Linked DNA regions of Homo sapiens: region 2 is linked to region 1. A link is an interaction called in ENCODE POLR2A ChIA-PET data of the cell type or tissue named here. Cell type or tissue: K562. All regions are shown on one strand. Each heading gives the region's core, and the rest is flanking DNA. Links, peaks and the distances in the headings are about the cores only.

Evidence for each region. ChIA-PET counts read pairs that join two places held together with the same protein. Peaks named below come from ENCODE experiments on the same cell type or tissue, not always from the same donor. Only the 100,000 strongest peaks of a DNase experiment are listed, where the experiment ranks them.
Region 2: POLR2A ChIA-PET joins it to region 1 with 5 read pairs; 6 of 35 experiments call an interaction of 5 or more read pairs at or near these places.

What each region holds. Positions count from the first base shown.
Region 1 is chr1:154,204,943-154,207,858 of GRCh38, reverse strand. It overlaps CFAP141 (cilia and flagella associated protein 141), which reads left to right and starts at 1,526. Exons shown (of 4, transcript NM_001010979.3): 1 at 1,526-1,584; 2 at 2,221-2,261. The coding sequence starts at 1,552. It overlaps LTAP1 (lipid transport auxiliary protein 1), which reads left to right. Exons shown (of 7, transcript NM_001098616.3): 7 at 211-1,139. The coding sequence ends at 406. In K562, for the core only: no CTCF peak of the experiment used is centred there; a DNase peak (open chromatin) is centred at 1,428.
Region 2 is chr1:154,317,695-154,320,610 of GRCh38, reverse strand. No RefSeq gene overlaps it. Among named protein-coding and RNA genes, the nearest start is that of AQP10, 1.9 kb to the left of the region's middle. In K562, for the core only: no CTCF peak of the experiment used is centred there; no DNase peak of the experiment used is centred there.

The DNA.
Region 1 (2,916 bases), core at 185-2,684:
AAAGTGCTGGGATTACAGGCGTGAGCCACCGCGCTCAGCCTCTTGTATTTCTAAGCTACTAGATGGGGTTTTAGTAACTAGTTTACAAAATAGGACAGATAGGACACAAATAACTATTTGTGACTATTGCTGCATTTATGGCCTGGGATAAGCCCTGATTTCTTTGATTAGTCCTCATTCTGTCAATGACCTCCCCTCTCTGTTCTTCAGGGTTAAAGCACGAATTGGGAGCTCTCAGCGACATCACCAGTCAGCAGCCAAAGACCTAACTCAGTCCCCTGAGGTCTCCCCAACAACCATCCAGGTGACATACCTCCCCTCCAGTCAGAAGAGTAAACGTGCCAAGCACTTCCTTGAATTGAAGAGCTTTAAGGATAACTATAACACATTGGAGAGTACTCTGTGACGGAGCTGAAGGACTCTTGCCGTAGATTAAGCCAGTCAGTTGCAATGTGCAAGACAGGCTGCTTGCCGGGCCGCCCTCGGAACATCTGGCCCAGCAGGCCCAGACTGTATCCATCCAAGTTCCCGTTGTATCCAGAGTTCTTAGAGCTTGTGTCTAAAGGGTAATTCCCCAACCCTTCCTTATGAGCATTTTTAGAACATTGGCTAAGACTATTTTCCCCCAGTAGCGCTTTTTTCTGGATTTGCATTCAGGTGTTATTCTTAATGTTTCTGTCAAAGCTTCTTAAAAATCTTCACTTGGTTTCAGCCATAGTTCACCTTCCCTGTTCCAGGTTTATTTAATTCCAAAGGTGAGAGTTGGAGTGAGATGTCTTCCATATCTATACCTTTGTGCACAGTTGAATGGGAACTGTTTGGGTTTAGGGCATCTTAGAGTTGATTGATGGAAAAAGCAGACAGGAACTGGTGGGAGGTCAAGTGGGGAAGTTGGTGAATGTGGAATAACTTACCTTTGTGCTCCACTTAAACCAGATGTGTTGCAGCTTTCCTGACATGCAAGGATCTACTTTAATTCCACACTCTCATTAATAAATTGAATAAAAGGGAATGTTTTGGCACCTGATATAATCTGCCAGGCTATGTGACAGTAGGAAGGAATGGTTTCCCCTAACAAGCCCAATGCACTGGTCTGACTTTATAAATTATTTAATAAAATGAACTATTATCAAATAAAACGTATGAATCAGTCCTTTATAGTTGTCTTTTAATAAAACAGGCATTTGATAATGTTATCTGCACATTTCTAACAGGGTATAGGGCATGAGGATTTGCCTCCAGAGAATTGGTGGGACTGTGTGCATACCCTGGACCTACGACCATACACATACTCCTTGGGACCCTAGCACAAGAAATCCTAAAATCAGGACTGTGGCCCTTGCTCATAGATGCCTGTGTCACCAACAGAAGGCTGCAGAACAAGGATTCTCTCAAGGTTTCTGGGGCAACAGGCCAGGTGGCCAATCAACTCCTAGGCCCAGGGTTATTGTTGGAGGTGTAAATGTTACTATGACTACTGAAACCTTGGTTACTGAACTAAACAGAGGAGCCTGTCAGTCTCCTCAGACTGTATCAAGCAAATCTATAGACATGTCTGTGGAAAAGATGACAAAAGTAGAAGAGGTATGCAGAGTTGGAAGGAGGGGCTGGGTTGAAGTTTGATGAAGTTTCCAGATCAATTTACTATAAGTGCATCTTTTACTGGGAAAGGCTTTTGATGTAACAAGGGTATAATGTAGTTAGTAACAGGAGTGGGAGGCTGTGTCTAGTACACAGTAGGTATTCAAATATGTGTTCTATCCAACCCCTGCGTGTTTTCTTTGATCCATTCTGAAAGTAGAGCTTTCCTCTCCCTATTTCCCCCCAGGAAATTGCTTTCTCAAAAAGGTCTATGTGGCTGGGTGCGGTGACTCACGCCTGTAATCCTATCACTTTGGGAGGCTGAGGTGGGCGGATCACCTGAGGTCAGGAGTTCGAGACTAGCCTGACCAACATGGAGAAACCCCATCTCTACTAAAAATACAAAATTAGCCCGGCATGGTGGTGCATTCCTATAATCTCAGCTACTCGGAGGCTGAGGCAGGAGAATCGCTTGAACCCGGGAGGCGGAGATTGCGGTGAGCCGAGATCACGCCACTGCACTCTGGCCTGGGCAACAAGAGCAAAACTCTGTCTCAAAAAAAAAAAAGGTCTATGTCTCTCATTAGAATAGAGGTTCTGGAGACTGAGGCAGATCAACAGAACTACCTTTTCTTGCAGAGTTTTCAAAAGGCCATGGGACTTAAGAAGACGGTCGACAGGTAATCTGCTTCTATCCCCTCCCTTTACCTTTGAGCTTGACCTTTCCACTCTGCTGTCTTCCCTGAGCCACCTCCCAACTCTGCTGCATCTCTTTAGGGGCTCATCAAGAGGAAAACAGATGCGGAAGGGGTGAGAAGCAGCCTTGTCCTCAAAGCAAATGAGATCAGCCTCTTAGTGCCTACTAGGTTAGGTGATATAGATTGGTTTTTATTGTCCCCTGCCTCATTCTCTGGAGAAAAATTGAAGCATGTTTTTATTTTCTTTTTTTATCAAGAATTCAAGTATTTGTTGCCTGGCTTTGTACTAATTATGTGGTTGGTAGTGCAGTATTTGTTGAACCAGTGAATGAGAAGATTCACAAGACTGGGCTACGTATCCTTTTCACCCTGATGAACTTTTGAAAAAACTGATGCAGCCGGGCGCGGTGGCTCACGCCTGTAATCCTAGCACTTTGGGAGGCTGAGGCAGGAGGATTGCCTGAGCTCAGGAGTTCAAGACCAGCCTAGGCAACATGGTGAAACCCTGTCTCTACTAAAATACAAAAGAAGTTAGCCAGGCATGGTAGTGTGCGCCTGTAGTCCCAGCTACTCGGGAGGCTGAGGCAGGAGAATTGCTTGAACTTAGGATGCGGAGGGTGCAGTGAGCCAAGATCGC
Region 2 (2,916 bases), core at 306-2,805, 110 kb before region 1:
AGTAGATGGGACTACAGGTCCATCACACCTGGCTAATTTTGATATTTTTTAGTAAAGACTTGGTTTCTCGGGAGGCCGAGGCAGGCAGATCACGAGGTCAGGAGATCAAGACTATCCTGGCCAACATGGTGAAACTCCATCTCTACTAAAATACAAAAAAATTAGCGTGGTGGTGCACGCCTGTAGTCCCAGCTACTCGGGAGGCTGAGGCAGGGGAATCACTTGAACCAGGGAGGCGGAGGTTGCAGTGAGCCGAGATTGTGCCACTGCACTCCAGCCTGGCAACAGAGCGAGACTTTGTCTCAAAAAAAAAAAAAAAAAAAAAGACGGGGTTTCACCATGTTGGCCAGGCTGGTCTCAAACTCCTGACCTCTAGTGATTCACCTTCCTTGGCCTCCCAAAGTGCTGGGATTACAAGCGTGAGCCACCGTGCCCGGCCCAAGATCACACAATTATTTCATGGCTGAGTGAATTCAAATCCAGATTTTCTGACTCTCCAGCTGGTAACCCACAAAGCCTCTCATTTAGAACCTGAAGCCTTACCCCAAACCATTTGGATGCTTGAAGAACTCAATAGGCATCTGGAAAGACTGGGCTAAAGACCACAGACTGTGGGAATGAAACTCACATATTGAGTGCTTGTACTTCCCTTATGCCGAGTGTCACATAGGTTAGAGAATACTCCATCTTTGTGTCCCCTGACATGGCTTGACATGAGGCCTTCACACTCATGCTGAGCTCCACCTGGCCTTCTCTGGGTGCATGCCACTCTTGCTCTGCATGAAGTAACCGCATCCTACTTCTTCATATCTCAAGGCTCCAATTAAATGCATTCAAAGAATCTACGTCTAGACACTGGAGAAACAGTGGTGAACAAAACATAGTCTCTGCCCTCCTAGAGCTTATGTTCTAGTAGGTGGAAACAGACAATATGCAACTTTTTAAAATACCATATACAGTTTATGAAGTTCTTGAGGGCTACCATTATGATTTATGTAACCCTGTGGGCTCTACCACTGTCCTGGGCACATCTGTGTGACTAGTAAAGAAATAATATTTCTTTACTAGGTTTAATGGATACTATAGTGCTCCACCCAGATTCCCCCTTGGGAGCCAATATGCCCATTCGCTACATGTAGGAAATACCAGCTGCTGATACCACATAGCTACCTCCCTCATTGGGCAATGCCCTTCAAGTCAGAAAGATGCCTCACCGAAGGTTACATGCCCTCCTATGGGGCCCATGTCAAACACTGATTGATGGAGGGATATAAAAGTCTAGCCTCTTTGCCTCACTTTGCGACAACTCTAAAGGGCTGTTCCAGCTCCAGTTCCCCCATAGGATCCATTTAGGCATCTGTTATATCATCCATGTGTGTCAGTTTCTCCTGGTGCCTAATCTTGTTACAGGAAAGGGGTCTGAATCCAGATCCCAAGAGAGGGTTCTTGGATCTCACACTAGAAATAATTCAGGCTGAGTGCGGCGGCTCATGCCTGTAATCCTAGCACTTTGGGAGGCCAAGGCGGGATCACAAAGTCAGGAGATTGAGACCATCCTGGCTAACATGGTGAAACCCCGTCTCCATTAAAAATACAAAAAAATTAGCCGGGCATGGTGGTGGGCGCCTGTAGTCCCAGCTACTTGGGAGGCTGAGGCAGGAGAATGGCATGAACCCGGGAGGTGGAGGTTGCAGTGAGCCGAGATCGCACCACTGCACTCCAGCCTGGGTGACAGAACGAGACTCCGCCTCAAAAAAAAGAAAAAAAGAATTCAGGGCGAGTCCATAGAGTAAAGTGAAAGCAAGTTTATTAGGAAAGTAAAGGAATAAAACAATGGCTACTCCATAGACAGAGCAGCCCCGAGGGCTGCTGGTTGCCCATGTTTATGGTTGTTTCTTGATGATATGCTAAACAAGAGGTGGATTATTCATGCCTCCCCTTTTTAGACCATATAGGGTAACTTCCTGTCATTGTCATGGCATTTATAAACTGTCATGGCATGAGCCACCATGCCCGGCCATGACCTGTATCTTATGGCAACCTCCTATCTCATTCTGTAACTTAGAATGCTTTAACCATCTGGGAATGCAGCCCAGTAAGTCTCATTCTCATTTTACTCAGCTCTTGTTCAAAATAGACTTGCTCTGGTTCACGTGCCTCTGACATTTCCCCCCTTCCTTTTATAAGAGAAGCACTAATCCTAAGGGTTGCAGAGGGACGAAGGTCCATCTTCTGTAAGTTCTTCAGGATGAATAGGGGCGATGATATTTTTGCCTAACTCTTAGAATCTCTCATATTCGTGGTAGAGAGGAGCTCAGTTGGAAAGTGTTGGTATGGGCCAGGCGGGATGGCTCATGCCTGTAATCCCAACACTTTGGGAGGCTGAGGCAGGCGGATCACCTGAGGTCAGGAGTTCAGACCAGCCTGGCCAACATGGTGCAACACTGTCTCTACTAAAAAATACAAAAAAAATAGCCAGATGTGGTGGCGGGTGCCTGTAACCCTAGCTACTCAGGAGGCTGAGGCAGGAGAATCTCTTGAACCTGGGAGGCGGAGGTTGCAGTGAGCCAAGACTGTGCCATTGCACTCCAGCCTGAAAGAATGAAACTCCATCTGAAAGAAAAGAAAAGAAGGGAAGGGAAGGGAAGGGAAGAAAAAGCATTGGTATCTTGAGGGCCATTCATAACTCATGAGTTCTGACAAAAGGTGATACTCTGGAAGATTCATAAGTGTTCAGTTTAAGGAAACATTCAGTAAGCTTGTCCTCCATTCCTATACAAAGATTACAACAGCTATACATTCCACAACCATAAAGCAAAATAAGTAAAATTATCCCAAGTAAACTAAACTAGAAGGCTTTCCATGAACTGAGGAACTGTTGGAACCACGCTGATATGAGGTTGCTAGATGATTCCA